Regions from separate parts of the Homo sapiens genome. Here region 2 is linked to region 1. Evidence: chromatin loops called from intact Hi-C (ENCODE). Cell type or tissue: K562. All regions are shown on one strand.

The links. A loop is a pair of places that touch in the nucleus more often than their neighbours do. Peaks named below come from ENCODE experiments on the same cell type or tissue, not always from the same donor. Only the 100,000 strongest peaks of a DNase experiment are listed, where the experiment ranks them.
Region 2: a loop joins it to region 1, with 2.3 times the contacts of the local background. A loop is called at or near these places in 3 of 110 quality-filtered maps.

The regions. Positions count from the first base shown.
Region 1 is chr12:106,838,458-106,846,457 of GRCh38, forward strand. RIC8B (RIC8 guanine nucleotide exchange factor B) reads left to right here. Exons shown (of 10, transcript NM_001330145.2): 5 at 4,132-4,360; 6 at 5,395-5,490. Among named protein-coding and RNA genes, the nearest start is that of RIC8B, 68 kb to the left of the region's middle. In K562, a CTCF peak has its summit at 3,447 (motif pointing left); DNase peaks (open chromatin) are centred at 1,944 and 3,464; H3K4me3 peaks cover 397 bases.
Region 2 is chr12:106,596,555-106,604,554 of GRCh38, forward strand. All of the region lies in intron 1 of RFX4 (regulatory factor X4), which reads left to right. All of the region lies in intron 1 of LOC100287944 (a long non-coding RNA gene), which reads right to left. Among named protein-coding and RNA genes, the nearest start is that of RFX4, 18 kb to the left of the region's middle. RefSeq lists a silencer at 4,477-4,771. In K562, no CTCF peak of the experiment used is centred here; a DNase peak (open chromatin) is centred at 4,587; H3K27me3 peaks cover 2,618 bases.

The DNA of each region.
Region 1 (8,000 bases):
AACTTGAGAGGTTGAGGCTGTAATGAGCTGTGATCACACTACTGCATTCTAACCTAAGCAACAGAACAATACCCTGTCAAAAAAAAAAAAAAAAGAGGGAGGAGGAGCAGGAGGAGCAGGAGCAGGAGACGTGAGAGAAAAAGCTTACGGACATTGGTCTTGGCAATGATTTCTTGGGTATGACACCAAAAGCACAGGCAACAAAAGCAAATATAGACAAGTAGAATTACATGAAACTAGAAAACTTCTGCACAGCAAAGGAAACAGTCAACAAAATGAAAAGGCAGCTTAAGAAATGGGAGAAAGTATTTTCAATCCATATACCTCAAGAGGTTAATATCTAAAACCTATTAAAAAACTCTTAATAGCCAAAAAAAAAACCTGATTTTAAAATGGGCAAAGAACCTGAATAGACATTTAACCAACGAAGACATGCAAACAGACAACAGGTACATGAAAAGGTACTTAACATCACTAATGCAAATCAAAACCTCAGTATCACCTCATACCTTGTTAGAAGGGTTATTCCAAAAAAAAAAAAAAAACCTCAAAAAACAAAAGATAATCGATGGTAAGGATGTGAAGAAAAGGAAATCTTTTTACACTGTTGGTGGGAATGTAAATTAGTATAGCCATTATGGAAAACAGTGTGGAGTTTTCTCAAAAGATGAAAAATAGAATTATTTGATTCAGCAATCACGCTTCTGGGAGTATATCCAAAGGAAATAAAATCACTGTTTCACAGAGATATCTGCATTTTCATCACATGGTCCTTACAGCACTGTTCACAATAGCCAAGATACTGAAACAACCTAAATGTCTATCAGTCAGATGAATGGATAAAATGTGCGTATATATGTATACACACACAGAGCAGAATCAGTAGAGTATTATTCAGCCTTTAAAAAAAGAAGGAAATCCCATCACTTGGAACAACATGGGTGGATCTGGAGGGCATTATGATAAGTGAAATAAACCAGGCACAGGACAAATACTCCATGATCCCACTTTTATGAGGAGTTTAAAATAGTGAAGCTTGTAGAACTAGATAGTAGAATAGTGGTTATCTGGGGCTGGGGAGAGGAGTAAATGGGGAGGTGTCAGTCAAAAGATACAAAGTTTTAGTTATGCAAGATAAGGTCTGGAGATCTCCTGTGTAGCAGAGCCTATAGTTAGCAATACTGTATTGTATACTTAGAATGTTGCTAAGGGAATAGGTCTTACGTTAAGTGCTCTTACCACAAAAGAAAAAAATACTTTTCAAAGATTTTGAGGGGTTTGGGTGCAGTGGCTCACGCCTGTAATTCCAGCACTTTGGGAAGCCATGGCAGGAAGATTGCTTGAGCCCAGGAGTTTGAGACCAGCTTGGGGAGCATAGTGAGACCTTGTCTCTACTAAAAATTAAAAAATTAGCAAGGGGCATGGTGGCGTGTGCGTGTGGTCCCAGCTACTCAGGAGGCTGAGGTGGGAGGATCATTTGAGCCCGGGAAGTCAAGGCTGCAGTGAGCCATGATCATGCCACTGCACTCTGGCCTGGGCAAGAGACTCTATCTCAAAAACAATTTTTTTTAATGAATAAAGAGGGCAAAAGGAAAATCTTTTGGAGATTTTAAGATTCGTTTACATAGACTTTACAGCCTTGAAAAAAGATATGTAAGCCCCAAATATAAAGAAGATACATTTGACCAGCAAGATTTATTAACAGCTATGGATCTACGTGTGCCATATCATGTTCTTCAGTGTAATTTCATGTTTTTGTCCAGCGATTCACAGAGGACTAGATTTTAGATTGCCTTTCCTCTCCCACAACTGACAAGGCTTTAATCAGGGCATTAAGGAGTTCTAAATAGGTCTTGCTTTTGAATCTGCATATCAGGAGGGGGCTGGGAGCATGAGCGGGAGGATGTCATGTCTCAGTGATTAATGATCTCTAGGAAGCTGAAAAGGGGAGTGTAATATACACAGTATTTCTACCCCCTGGAGTAGGAATGCAAACACTATTGTGCAGATCTGTGCATAGTCACTGACTTCCTGGTAGCTGGAGAATTTCATACACTCTTCTACCACAAATAAAACTGTCAGAGAAGTGACAGAGCTCAAAAAGCTGGCCTTCCTTACTTAAAAAGAATAGCTCAAACACAGTGAGCCAGAAAAATTAATTTTGTAGTTGTTTGGAAACCAAGTTGTTAAATAAGAAATAAGAAAATGGGAACTTTTCTTGAAAAGCCTAAAACCTCCAAATATTTGTTGAATCAAACTCTACATTTGGTTTCTTAAATTTACTGAATTCCTGGAAACTGCTTACTTTAAACGAATTTAAAGGGGAAACATTCCTTTGTAATGAAATGACCCATCTGAAACTTTTCAATCTGGTCTCTGGTAGGTTCAGAGCATCATACGGTCAGTGTATTTAAGAGCCTATTGCCTGATGTTTAGGGAAAAAATCATAACATTTCAGAATGGCTTGTATACAGTTTTTGAAAATAATTCTAAGGTAGAGTTATTTCCCCCCTTTTATTCTCAATGAATCTATGGTATTATTTAGTAACAATTTCTAAGTGCTTAAGATAGAAGCAAAACGTTCTGAACTATAGATAAGATAAACTACAGATATTTGCAAAAAAAAGTTTTAAGAGAAAGTTTTGGGGAAAGCTTATATTTCAGCCACCTTTGATTATTTACCAATAACCAAATATAGAGATTTTGTGCATAACACCAGTAGCAGCAGCAGTATTTGGTTTTAGTGAGGGCAATCAAATAACTTGTATTTTACTAGGAACCATTTATTCATATGACTTGTTAAATTATTTTTTGCTCTTGATTCATTTTTTTGATGCCCTATACATTACCACTTTCTGTTCTGCATTGTCTAACTTTTCAACTGACTTGTTACTGGTTTTTATTTTTCCATAATATAAAAAGAAAGGAAATATTCATTCTTGGGGAAGTGGAGCACAATTCAGGGTAGAGGAAAGAAAAATTTTTGTATTTCTATTTCTTTGTTTTTCTGTTTGTTTTGCTTTATTTTTTAGGGTGTCACTATAATCTAAAGTAGAAGGAGCTACTGGTCTAAATTAAGATAGTATCAGATAGATTAAGCTCTAAATTTGGTTTCCAAGTGGTTGGACTTTTAAATTGCATTTGCAGGAGTTTATTTTTAGTCAGGATGTGGTTATTTTTAGATCTGCTTCTCTGTCACTAGGAAATAAAATGCCTGTCTTTCCATTGTTGATCAGGAAGTTCTAAGGCACAGGCATATAAGAGCCAGTTAGCCCAGAACACCACCACTCCTTTTAGATGAAAGAATATGAAATAACTCATGGAAGAAAATATGTTTGTTGAGAACATATCTAATTTTGAAATTGTTAGTGTCATTTTAATCTTTTGTACACTGAACAACAGAACAAGGTTTTTAGGGAATGCCAAAAATATAAGGTTTGGGTTCCCCCTACTGGTGTGCATCCCAGTCTCGTGTATTCATTAATACACAGCTGAAAGGCCTAGGGGCTAGAGATTAGAAATAGCTATATTAACTTCATTTAGAGACCTGATGATAAGAAAGAGAGAAAAAACTCCATTTCCCTTTTTCTGCATATGTCTTACAAAAATTGGGATGATTTTTAAATTGTATTTTCTACATTTAGAAAGAATAAAACTTAATTCTACCATATTTGGTTTATTGTTGTTGCTACTGATAAGCTGCTTATTTTCAGTGTTTCTCAAATGCTTTATGTTGTAATCTAAGGAATAATAAAACACCAGTGGATCCACAAAAGGATTTAAAATCCCAGGGAAGAAATGCAAAGCTAGCATTGTTGCCATAATAAAATTAAGGAGCTGGCATTAAAGCTCACTAATTCCTATTTTAGCATTTCAGAAAGTGACATGACATCATGTGATTGTGTCTGTCTATTCAACATTTGTTTTTTTTCTAATTTGTACAACATATATTTGAAACAGTTTTTTATTTCCTATCTCATAGTAAGTGTCAAGTGTCCATAATGGCTCATTTTTGGAAAAGAAATATTTTAATTGACTCTTAAAAGTCACTTTTGAACTTCTTATTATGTTTGCATTTTAAAGGACTATTCAATCAAGTTAAAATATTGTATTTTTTTAATTGCTTTTCAGCAATGCAGTCAACCTTTTAAGCAATGTTCCAGTCTCTTGTTTGGATGTTCTCATTTGTCCGTTAACCCATGAAGAAACAGCCCAAGAGGCAACGACTCTAGATGAACTGCCCAGTAATAAAACAGCTGAGAAAGAAACAGTTTTGAAAAACAATACCATGGTATACAATGGTATGAATATGGAGGCCATTCATGTTTTACTGAATTTTATGGAGAAGAGAATAGACAAGGTAAGGCTGATAAAATGGAAGCCCTGGGAAGATGCTTCCAAAGAATGTAAATGTGCCATACATACAGACACACATCACAGAGCATGATTTTTAAATCTAAGCTTTTTTTCTGACTGATGTGCTGCATAATTGTTTTTACTTTGGAAAGCAGTTTATTACAATATATGATAAATTGCTGAAGCCATGTTAATTTATTTGTTTAATGCTGAAAATTATGTTCATGCAACACCAAAATTATGACTAGTGCTTGAAAACAAAGGAAAAAGTAATTACTGTTCCATTTTGTTACTTTGTGAGTCCTAGAAATAAAAAATATCCCCCCAAAAACTTGCTAAATACTCTTCATAATACCTAAAAGACATCTTCCCAAAAAAAAGAAAAAAGAAGACCTTGTCAATTTCCCATTTGTTGTGAGCTGTTTATACATTCTCTGGTCTATCACTCACTTTGTCAGGTATCTGTATTAAAAGGCAGCAAGGTAGCATAGTCCAGTCACCAAAATTTTGCTTCATTCAAGCCCTTTGGCTAAGCCCATGGGAATCCTAGAAAATGTAGGAACATCCAGGAAGGACCAAAAAAGGCAATAGTAAACATGAAGATGATAAAATGGAAATGTTTTTAGGAAAAGAATTTTTAAAATAGTTTGTAAGCTTAGGTAACATAAGATGTCCCCACCTCGTGGATCACGAGGTCAGGAGATCGAGACCATCCTGGCTAACATGGTGAAACCCCATCTCTACTAAAAGTACAAAAAATTAGCCAGGTGTGGTGGTGGGCACCTGTAGTCCCAGCTACTCAGGAGGCTGAGGCAGGAGAATGGCGTGAACCCGGGAGGTGGAGCTTGCAGTGAGCCGAGATTGCGCCGCTGCACTCCAGCCTGGGCAACAGAGGGAGACTCCCTCTCCCAAAAAAAAAAAAAAAAAAAAAGTCCCCACCTCAAAAACAAATTGATATCCTCAGTTACATGAAGGAAAGTAATACTGTTAGAAACAAAACTAACGTATTTCAAAAACATATGGTTTTTTTTTTTATAGGGAAGCAGCTATAGAGAGGGTCTAACTCCAGTTCTCAGCTTATTAACCGAATGTTCCCGAGCCCATCGAAACATCCGAAAATTTCTCAAAGATCAGGTAACTGCTTAATGCATATTACATTGCAAAGTTAGTCTTTTTATGTGCATTTTAAACATAGAATTAATTGAATTTTCTCACAATGATTTTGTTTCAGATAATCAGAAACTCAGTCTTAATCTTTGAAATCTTCTTAATCAAGAAGTGTGTATTTTTTGAGTCATTCATTCAGCAAATGCTACCGAGATCTGCTGTGTGTGCTGTGTTTTGGGCATTGAACAACAGATGAAGTCTTTCCCCTTGGGAAGTTTATTTTGTAGAGAGGGGGACAAAAAGTAAACAAATTTAAAATATAATGGCAGGTGGTGATAAGCATTCTGAAGAAAGGTAAAGCATTTTAAGAGAGAGGAGACACTTTAAGGGAACAAGGGAGGACCTCTCTGAGATGACATTTGAACAGAAAGGTGGAAAAGTAAGAGTATCTCTGAGAATGATTGGAAAGGAATGTCCCTGAGAGAACAAGTTCACAATCCCTGAGACAAGAGGATGCTTTGGTACACTTAAGGAAAAGCAAGAAGGCCTGTGTGACTAGGCCACAATATGCAAGGGGGAGAGTGGTAGATAAAGAGAGGTAACAAGAGCCAGATACAGCAGGCGGTGTAGGACTTTCCATTCTCTTCTAAGTGAGATGAGAAGATATTGGAGTGTTTTAAGAGGGGAAGTGATGTGACCTTATTTATGCTTAAAGATATCCTGGCTACTATTTGTAAGATTGACATAGTGGAGCACAAATGGATGCAAGGAGACAAGTCCAAAAGATAACTGATGTTGCATGTTTGGAGTAGGATGGTAGTGGTTAGAGTTCATACTTGGGGATATGTTTTAAATATTTTAATATGTCTTAAAAGTAGCTCACAGAACTTGCTGATAGATTGGAGTATGGGTTGAAAAAGAAAAAATAAGGGTGATTTTTAAACTTTCAGATTATATCTTAGACTACAAGTGTAAGACTTTGATTGTAACAATACCTGAAACTAGCCTCCTCTAAAATCCCAATTTCAAGCACCTTCTCTTATTTAGTACCCTCAATCCAACATTCTTTCTTCCTCGGAGGATTGTCAGTCTGTCATTTTTTCCCACTGTTCTTCACTCACTTGTGCCTTCTCTCCTTACCCAGGCTAGATTCCACCTGAGGTTCATTACTATAATCACTCCTTTCCATACATCTCTAACTAGCACCTTGTGCGCTCCCTCAGTCGTACTCACCTGGCAAAACCTAACAAACTGGCTAACTCCAGCTTTCTTCCTACTCTGGGTCTCCACCAAGCACTTGAACATGATAAGAGAAAATGACACAACCATTTTGACGAGTCTACTTTAAATTTAAGACCACCAGCCCCAACCGGTTCCTTAGCAAACTCCAAGATGACTATTTCACAGCTTTTCTTCACACCTCCAATGCTTACTGCCCTCTCCTCACTCTCATTTCTTGACTTTGTTTCCTGTTTCATCATGAAATTAAGAAAAAACTTTATCTTTCCACCATTGCATCTGCTATCTGTCTGCATCTATACTGCCATATCCCTTGTATTCCCATCTGTCACAATGGATGAATCATTGCTACTTCTGTGGCCAGCATTTGTCCTGGATCTCTTTCTCTCTCATTAACTTTGCACCTGCATTTATTTCCCCTCTCTCTCTTCTTATATTAATCATTTTAAAAAATGTATTGGATCATTTATCAGCACCCAAACACATCTTTCATCTTAAAAACAAAAACACCTTCCCTTATCCCACTTCTCAAGCTGCCTTTCTATTTCTATGCTCCTCTTTATGCAGTGTCCTCAGAAGAGTTCTCTGTACTCACTCTCTCTATTCTTTTTACTCGTTTTTGACTCCTAAACCCTCTGTAGGCTACATGCCTTCCGCCCCACTGCAAAGGTGTTTATCAGAGTCACCAACTCAACTTTGCCAAAGCTAATAGTTCTCAAGTCTCTTTTTTTAAATTCTCCAATAGAATTTGATGTAAGTATTCCCTCCTCCTTGAAATACTTTCTTCACTTGGTTTCTAGGACACAATAGAGAACCTCTTTGTTGATCTTCCTCGTTTTCCTAACCCTAAATGTTTGAGTGCCCCGAGGCAATACTATCTTGTCTCTATCTCTGCTGCCATGGTGATCTCATTCAAGAGTCATGGTTTTGAAAATCATCCATATATGCTGATGACTCTCAAATTTATATCTCCAGCCCTGACCTGTCACCTAAGCTCTAGACTTATACAGTGAACTGCCGACTCATCTCCTCCTCTTGGATGTATAGTAGGTATCTCAAGTTTAACATACCTCAAACTAATATCTTGATTTTCATCCCTCCAACCTATTTCTTCCCCTTCTTTCCACATTTCAATACGTGGTACCACCATTCACCCAATTGTTCATTTATCACTACATAGAATCTCCCCTAATAAATGAACCAGATTCATTTTTTCCCTCTGTATTTATGGTCAAGATTTAGTAAGCACCTTACTGTATCTAGAAACACTAATAGGTAGTGCTGATAAGGAGAGATTA
Region 2 (8,000 bases), 240 kb before region 1:
TTGGAAGGATCATTCATTCCCATTGTACACCTGGTAAAACCAGTAAGATTCGGTCACATGCATTGGTCTGTACAGCAACTGAGTATCCAAACTGAGGTTTGTTGTTCCAAAGCTGATCCTGCTTTGTTTAAACCAGGCCACCTATATCTCAATTAAAAACTTATAAGAAAGTGTATTTTTCATTCCGATTTTATATGGTTATTTGGAGCTTTTCCTTTTTCAAGAGTTTTGCCTGTGTAATTTTTATCTGTGTTTAGCACAGTACATAGCATCTGCTAGAGTGGCTTGCACATAGTTAGTGCTTAATAAATGTTTATTTAATATATAAATCAATCCATTTTTAATATTACAAAGGATGCTGCATCTCTTTCCTTACTTTCTAGGAAGCCTGGCCCAAGGGCCCCTGCAAACTTGTTTGTGCCTGATAAATTACAAACTTGTTTGTACCTGATAAATTACAGATTAACTAACACTCTTTGGATCCCTTACTATGTGCTAGGCACAGTGTGAGTGCTTCATTCATTCATTTCTTTCCCTCCCTCCTTTCTGTCCTTTCCTCCACTTCTATTGATCTGCTATTCTGGGCCAAGGGCTGTCCTAAATACAACGAATAGTGGGTGAATAAAGTACAATCAGCACTTAAGGAGCTTATATTATTTCTTCTAATCCTCATAATAACCTCATGGGGTAGTTTTTTTTTTTAATAGGAAGGAAATTGAGGCCCATGAGGTTAAGTAATTTGCCCAGGGTTGCAGAGCTTACTTAGTCAATTGTAAGGGGAGGATTAGAATTAGTGTCTTTCTGGCGTCCAAGGCCAAGTTCTTTTAATTGTATTGGGAGATCCAAGAATCAAACAGGAAAGGTGATTTCAGGTACAGACTAAGGTGGGATGCCTTAGAGGTGGGCCTGATACATTCGCTAAGACATACAATGCTTAAATCATGTAGGCACCTGATGTGCCTTATTAACTCAATTCTTACATAAACCCTGTGAGCTGTTACTGATACTACTCCGTTTTACAGATGAAGAACCGAAGGCTCAAGGAGGTTGAGTCCCTTGCCTTAAGGTCACAGAGCAAAGAAGTCAGAATTGAATCTAGCAGTTTGGCTCGCCAGTCCATGGTCTTAACTATTATACTGACATTAAAAACAATAACATGGCCAGGTGTGGTGGCTGAAACCTATAATCCCAGTGCTTTGGAAGGCTGAGGTGAGAGAATCACTTGAACCCTGGAATTTGAGGCTGTGGTGAGCTATGATGGTGCCACTGCATCCCAGCCTAGGCAACAGAGCAAGATCCCATCTCTAAAAAAAGGTGGTTGGGATGGGGGTGCAAAAATAAAAAAGAAAAAGAGGAAAAAGGGTGCCTCTGTCAAAAACAAACTATTGGGATTACGGTTTTTCTGTGTGGCTAGAACTTGCTCTGGTCCAGGTAGTATTCTATGTGCTTTCTGTGCATTTGTTCACCTAAATCTCACACTATTAAGATGAGGTAGACAGATTATTATTATCCGTATTATGCATAAGGAGACACTGAGGTTTGAAGAAGTTAATTTGCCTTGATTCATTGCGCTAGTAAGTATTAAGCCTAGAATTCAGAAAATTCATTGGTAATTAGTCACTAATCCCACCTGGTAACTTTTCCTTCTTCTAAGTGACTCTCAGGAAATGATTCAAAACAAAGAAAAAATGATATGCACCAAGTCGTTTATTGAAACATTATGGAAAATGGAAACACTTGCTCAATGGAACGTTTGGCATCTTTCAAACAATGATGAATATGAAGACTGTAGTGACCTAGGAAAAATCTGCATAATAATAGAACATTAAGAGAAAAACGAATGGAAATGCTATGTTTGCTAGAGTTACAGTTCTCTTACGTGCACTTATAGATATGAGACTTGCGACCAACACACACAAAAAAAGAAAAGAAAGGTAGTTACCGGGTTAGAGTGGTGGGATTGTGGGAAAATATGTTTCTCTTTTCAATATTTTAAAATGTAATTTCTGCAGTAGACTTACAGGAAAGAAAAAAGCATTTTGCCTAGGAGAAGGGTGTTTTGGTGGCTTACCTCAAAAGTTCAGGCTGGGTTAAAATCTATTTGGCTTCTGTAGCCAGGAGTGCCTGGCTCCTGAGCTTTTGGGGGAATTCACATCCCCAAACAGAGCAGGAGAGGTAAAAATAAAATAAAAACCCAAAAGTAGAAAAGGCAATGATGTCAAGGATGGAATAATATCAGATGCCGTGCAGAGCGAGTAGCCTTGGCCTCAATGATTCTTTTCCTAATTTTATGTTTTAATAATATTGTTATAGTAGAAATAGAAACAAAGAAAAAAGTCTGCTAACATTAAGTAGTAGTAGGTACACCCTTCCCCAGAAGTTGAGGGAAAATGAAATTTTTACAACCTGGTTATGCAATAATGTACATTAATGCTAGTGTTCCCAGGGATATTTTCAGAGCCGAGATCTGCTTTTACATTGAATTTATCTTCAACAGGAGATGGCACTGAACACCTTAGGTTGAATTTTCTCTAGTTTCTGAAGACTCTTGGTGAGTTCATGATCTCTGAACAAACGGCATTTGTGCATCGTTGGGAGTTTCCTCGTTCTTTTTTTTTTCCTCCTCGTTGTTTTTTTTTTTTTCTTGTACATTGCAGGCAATGACCCTTAGTTAATTTCCTTGCCCACTTTAGAGTTTTACATATTGAGTTTCCCTAAAGTGGGAAAGGGCAGCCACATTATTGAGCACCTATTGTACAATTGGTGTTATGTTAGACACAGCTTAGAATTCACAATGAGACTTTAATGTATATATAATTACGAGTATATAACCACAGGTGAGTAGTTAGGTTCGAGTCAGATTCAAATCCCTGCTCAGCAGCTTAACAACTGTGTGATCTTGGGCAAGTCATCGCTGTGATGATGATGATGATGATGATGATGATGATGATGATGAAGGTGATGGTGCTTGTGTTGGGAAGCCATATTCCAGGAGAATGATATTAGCGTCATCTCAGGCTCACCTGTGTCCTATTGTGATTGAGACTCCAGCTGATGAGGAGGAGACATAGAGCCAGTGATCACATGGATTGGCTGGGGAGTGAACACAGTTAACTGGAAAGAGTTCTTATCTTTTCTCCACTACATTCTTTTTTTTTAAACAAATTACTTCATCCCTCCAGTTCAGGTCTCTAAGACATAATGAGCCTCTAGCGGCCTCCTACAGAGGGGGACAAGTAAGTCTCGGTTTGCCTGGCTCAATCCTGGTTTATGCATGTGATCCTGGCAAAATTATTAATAATATTGCTTTTCAATCTCAAAATGTTCAGGTTTGGATGATAAGGGATACGGTCACCCTTACTCCGTGGCCTCCTCTTCCATTCTCTCCCCTCTAAAATATGTTTAGCAGCACCAGATGGAGCTGCCCACAGAACTGCTTTGCTTATGCCCCACTCTACTCAAAAACTTTATGAGCTTCTCAACCACCTACTGAATACAATCTAGACTCCTTAACCCAGCATTGAGTACAGAAGCAAGGCTTATGTATGTGCATCTCCTATAGCATCTCATAAAGTGCTCATCAAGCAGGATAATATCAGGAAACACGTGTTGATACCTGAATCAATGTGTGTAGTCATGCTCAGGCTGCTTGTCAGTTTCTTGAAAGCATCTTTCTTCTGCCTGCTTCAAGAACTTCGCACATGCTGTTCCTTCTGCCAGGAACACGCTTCCTCCCTCTCTACCTGGTTCATGCCTTCGCATTCTTTAGCTGCCAGTTTAATGCTGCTTCCTCCAAGAAGCTTCCTAACTCCCCCAGATTAGACCCAACCCCCCTTTTTTTCTCTCGCGTGGCACTCTTGGTAATTGCATCTCTGTTTGTATGATTATTTATAGTTGACCACACTAAACTCTAATCTTCCAAAAAGAACTGTCTATCGAGGCTGTGTCCCTCCTGTGTAGCCAGCCCCTGGTGCATGGTATCCCATAAATAGTTGCCAAATGCAGACAGGGATGAATGAATGTGGGTTACCCTTTCTGAGCCAGTGCAGTCCGCATCACCTGTTTAAAGTCCTCCAATAGCTTCTTAGCGCACTTGGAATAAATGTGAAGTTCCTAGGAGGGTCTGCGAGTCCCTACATACTTTGGATTCTTCCCAACTTTCTACCTCATTTCCTGCTGCTCTCCCCACCTCCCGCTTCGTCATGCTGGCCTCCTGGCTCCTCCTCACACACCCAAGCCCACCCAGGCCCTTGCACTCCAACATCACCTCCTCAGAGAGGCCTTCAGTGTCCCCACTGCCCAAAAAGCACCCCCACCTCTCTTGATCTCCCATTCTATGGCTTTATTTTCTTCATAACACTCACTTTCTGCTGTCTTCTTGCTAATTTGTCTCTGTCTCCGCCACAGAATATAAGCTCTCTGAGAGCAGAGACCTTGTCTGCCATGTTGATCACTAGCTGCTCAGAGCCTGTCAAACAGTAGGTTCTAAATCAATATTTGGTAAATGAGGGAAGGAATGAAAGCAGAGGCAGGGCAGGGCCCCTTCCTGGAACCCAGCAGCCCCTGGGGCAGGACCTGTGGCGTTGCCATGGCAACCCACTGACCTGAGCCACCCCCTGGAGAGGCCACAGCTGCTGGCTTCCTGGGCTTCTCCAAACTCCTGTGTGTCGCCACTGCCACCGGCAGGGAGCCAGGAGAGAGACAGAAAGGGGCTGAGACAGAATGATCAAAAGGAGAGCCCACCCTGGTGCGGGAGGCGACAGGACCAGGCCTCGACGGCGCCGTTCCACTGGTAATGACCAGGGCCCAGGGACAGGAGACTGGGGTGGGCCTGGCACCCTCAGGGGGAACTGGGGCCAGGCCCGCCTTGGTAGCTGTGAGTGTGGCATGTCAACTCTTTTATGTAGCGTTTCTGGAGCTGCAATTTCCTAAAATAGGCCTCAGCACAGTGCCCTGAGAGACTGTTGATATAGTGTGAATAATGGCCTCTATTAAATCCCGGTGACACTTTTTAAGTCAGGCAGCGTTTTCTGCAGGTATTGCATAAGTCAGGACCTCCCTGTTCTCATCCAGTGCCTCAGGAACAAAACTCAGCGTGTTCACTTCTCCACTGCTTGAACACCACGGCTGGCTCCCAGCTGCCTGCAGGCTTCGCGGCCTGGTGGGCCCGGCGGGCAAGGCCTTTGCAATCTGCTCCTAACGGACTCTTCCACCTGTCTCCCACCACTGGGAGTCACAGGTCGGCGAACTCTTCACCTTTCCCAGAACCACCAGGCCTTTCACAGCTTTGTGCCTTTGTCCTGAAGGCAGCCCTCCTGCCTGAAATGCCCTGCTTCCCTCCTTGGTCTGGCAGGTGCTGAATCCTTTAAGGACCAGCTGAAATGCCACCCCCTCTGTGAAGCAGCCAGGCTTTCCTCTCCATGGAAGCTCTCCTCTCTATGCCCCACAGCATCTTATTATAATACCAAACACTCCTGGTACCTGCTTGCTTGTAGAGGCAGTGTGGGCAGTGTGGGCATGAGGGCAGTGAGTGCACCCCAGCCTCGGAGTCAGGCAGACCTGACCTAGCTCAGCCATCAACTAGCTTCTCTGGATCTGAGTTTCATTCTTGCAAATCAAAGTTAGTCAAGTCTCTGCTTCAGTTGCTGCGAGCAACAGAGATGAAGCATGTGGAGCGGGGCAACCAGCCCTGGAGGTTACTCAATAAATGCCAGACATCACCATTAGGCATCTGTCCCTGTCACTCAGCCGTGAGTTCCTGGTGGATAGAAACCATGCCTTCCTCATTTTTCTATGGCCCTTAAAGCCAAACACACTAAGTGCCTTACCTTTATAATTCCAGTTAATCTTTGAAGAAATCAGGTAGGTAGGAATTTAGGACAATTTAGGAACCATCCCAATGTTACATAACTAGTAAGTGGCCAGGCTGGGATTTGAAATCCAGTCAGATTTGAGCTCCAAACCCCACATTCTCCCAAGCCCGTCTCTGTCTTCTCTTTCATGTTGCACCACCTCCCCGTCAGTCACTCTGCATCAGCCACCTGAGCCTTCTTGCCATTCCTCAAACAAGTCAAGCATGATCTTTCCTGGGGTTGGGGGTAACCTTCGCCCTTGTGGTCCCCTCTCTCTGAATCTTGGGAAACCTTGCTCCCTCACTAAACTCAGTGTCTGCTCATAGGCTCTTTCTTCCCAGAGGCCTTTCTGGTGGAGAATCCCCCCTCCTTGTCTCTCATTCTCTATTCTTTTCTTCCTTTACTTTTCTTCATCACAAGCATCGCTACAGCTATGTGCCCAGTACTGTACTAGGCTCTTGGGGACAAGGTACTGAACAAGATAGACAAGGTCATTCGAACTTACATGTTAAGGGTGGGAAAAATAAGTGATTTAAAGAAATGGAATAAACAAAAAAACCCAAGATACTTTTAGGTCTTGAGACGCTAGTCCACCAGAGATATCCTGTGTAATATATGTGTGTCCTGTTGAATAGCTTTTGTTCATCCCCTCTGTTTGAACATCGAAGGCACTTGATAATTATTGGAAAATGAATAAATGGATGCAGGGATAATCTAAGAGGTTGCTGTCAGTGTGTGCTATAAACTTCAAGGATTACCTGGCTCTTGATAACCGTCTTAATAGGCCCTCCCTGCCAGGTCAATATGGGTTTGTGAGGCACCACTCTGAACCTTGAACTGCCTTGGACGTGCCATGTCCCTGATGCGGCTACTTCTGGGTTATTCTTTGCTGCTGTAAAGAGAATGAAGCCTTGTAGAAAACATGATAACTATATATGGCTCTGCTCAACCTCATTATATGTACCCGAGAAAATAACTTCACATTGGGGTTTCCAAATCTTCAGTCCAAAGTGCAGAGGCATAAAGATCTTCCTCTAAGGTATGTGGGCTGAACTCCCTGAAAGTGAAAATCCATAGGCATTATCTGCCTCCTCCTTTCTGCCCATAATCCCAGATGAATCAGGGGAAGGGATGCTTCACAGCCCAGGAGCCTCTGCTCACGGCTGTAGGCAAATCCCGTTGGGCACTTAGCACAAGCTTGGTCCTTACTAACAGGTCAGATGATTTTTATAGATCAAGAATGAGGCAATTGGGAATAGGAAGTTATCCCAGTATGAACTGAACTCTCTTTCTCCTATGTCCCATGCAGTCCCCAGAACTCAGTACCAGTATTGCAGCATTGATCACAGTCTGCCTTCCTTTTAGAACTTTTGCTTCAAGCCTAACTTTCCATATCTATAAATAGAGATATGAAAACATAACATGTAATGTTGTTCTGGTCCCAATTTAGACAACATATGTGAAAATGGCTTCTATGGTACCTGCCACACAATAGGAGCTTAATAAAGTTTTTAGAAAAAGCATGCATTTATTGTGCGACATCTATGGAGCCAGCCACAGCGCCAGCCACTGGGTGTGAGATGATGGACAAAAATGACAGGGTCCCACTCTCATGAGCTCAGGGAGTAGCACGTGCCTTACTTTCTACTTGGTAACTAGAGGGCAGAAGCCAGTCTTATTCATGTTTATATCACTACAGCTTCTCTCTCTTTTTTTTTTTTTTTTTTTTTTGAGAATGGAGTCTCACTCTGTCACCCAGGCTGGAGTGCAGTGGTGCAATCTCGGCTCACTGCAACCTCTGCCTCCAGGGTTCAAGTGATTCTCCTGCCTCAGCCTCCTGCGTAGCTGGGATTACAGGCGTGTGCTGCCCACACCCGGCTAATTTTTGTATTTTTAGTAGAGACGGGGTTTCGCCATGTTGGCCAGGCTGGTCTTGAACTCCTGACCTCCGGTGATCAGCCCGCCTCAGCCTCCCAAAGTGCTGGGATTACAGGTGTGAGCCACCACACCTGGCCGCTACAGCTTCTCTTTAGCACAGCTTCTTGCATCTGGAAGGCACAAAATAAATGTGTGTTGAATTTTGCTTTATTTGGAAAATCGCCTTTGATATGTTATACTTTTCCATGCCTTATGTGGTTAAAAAAAAAA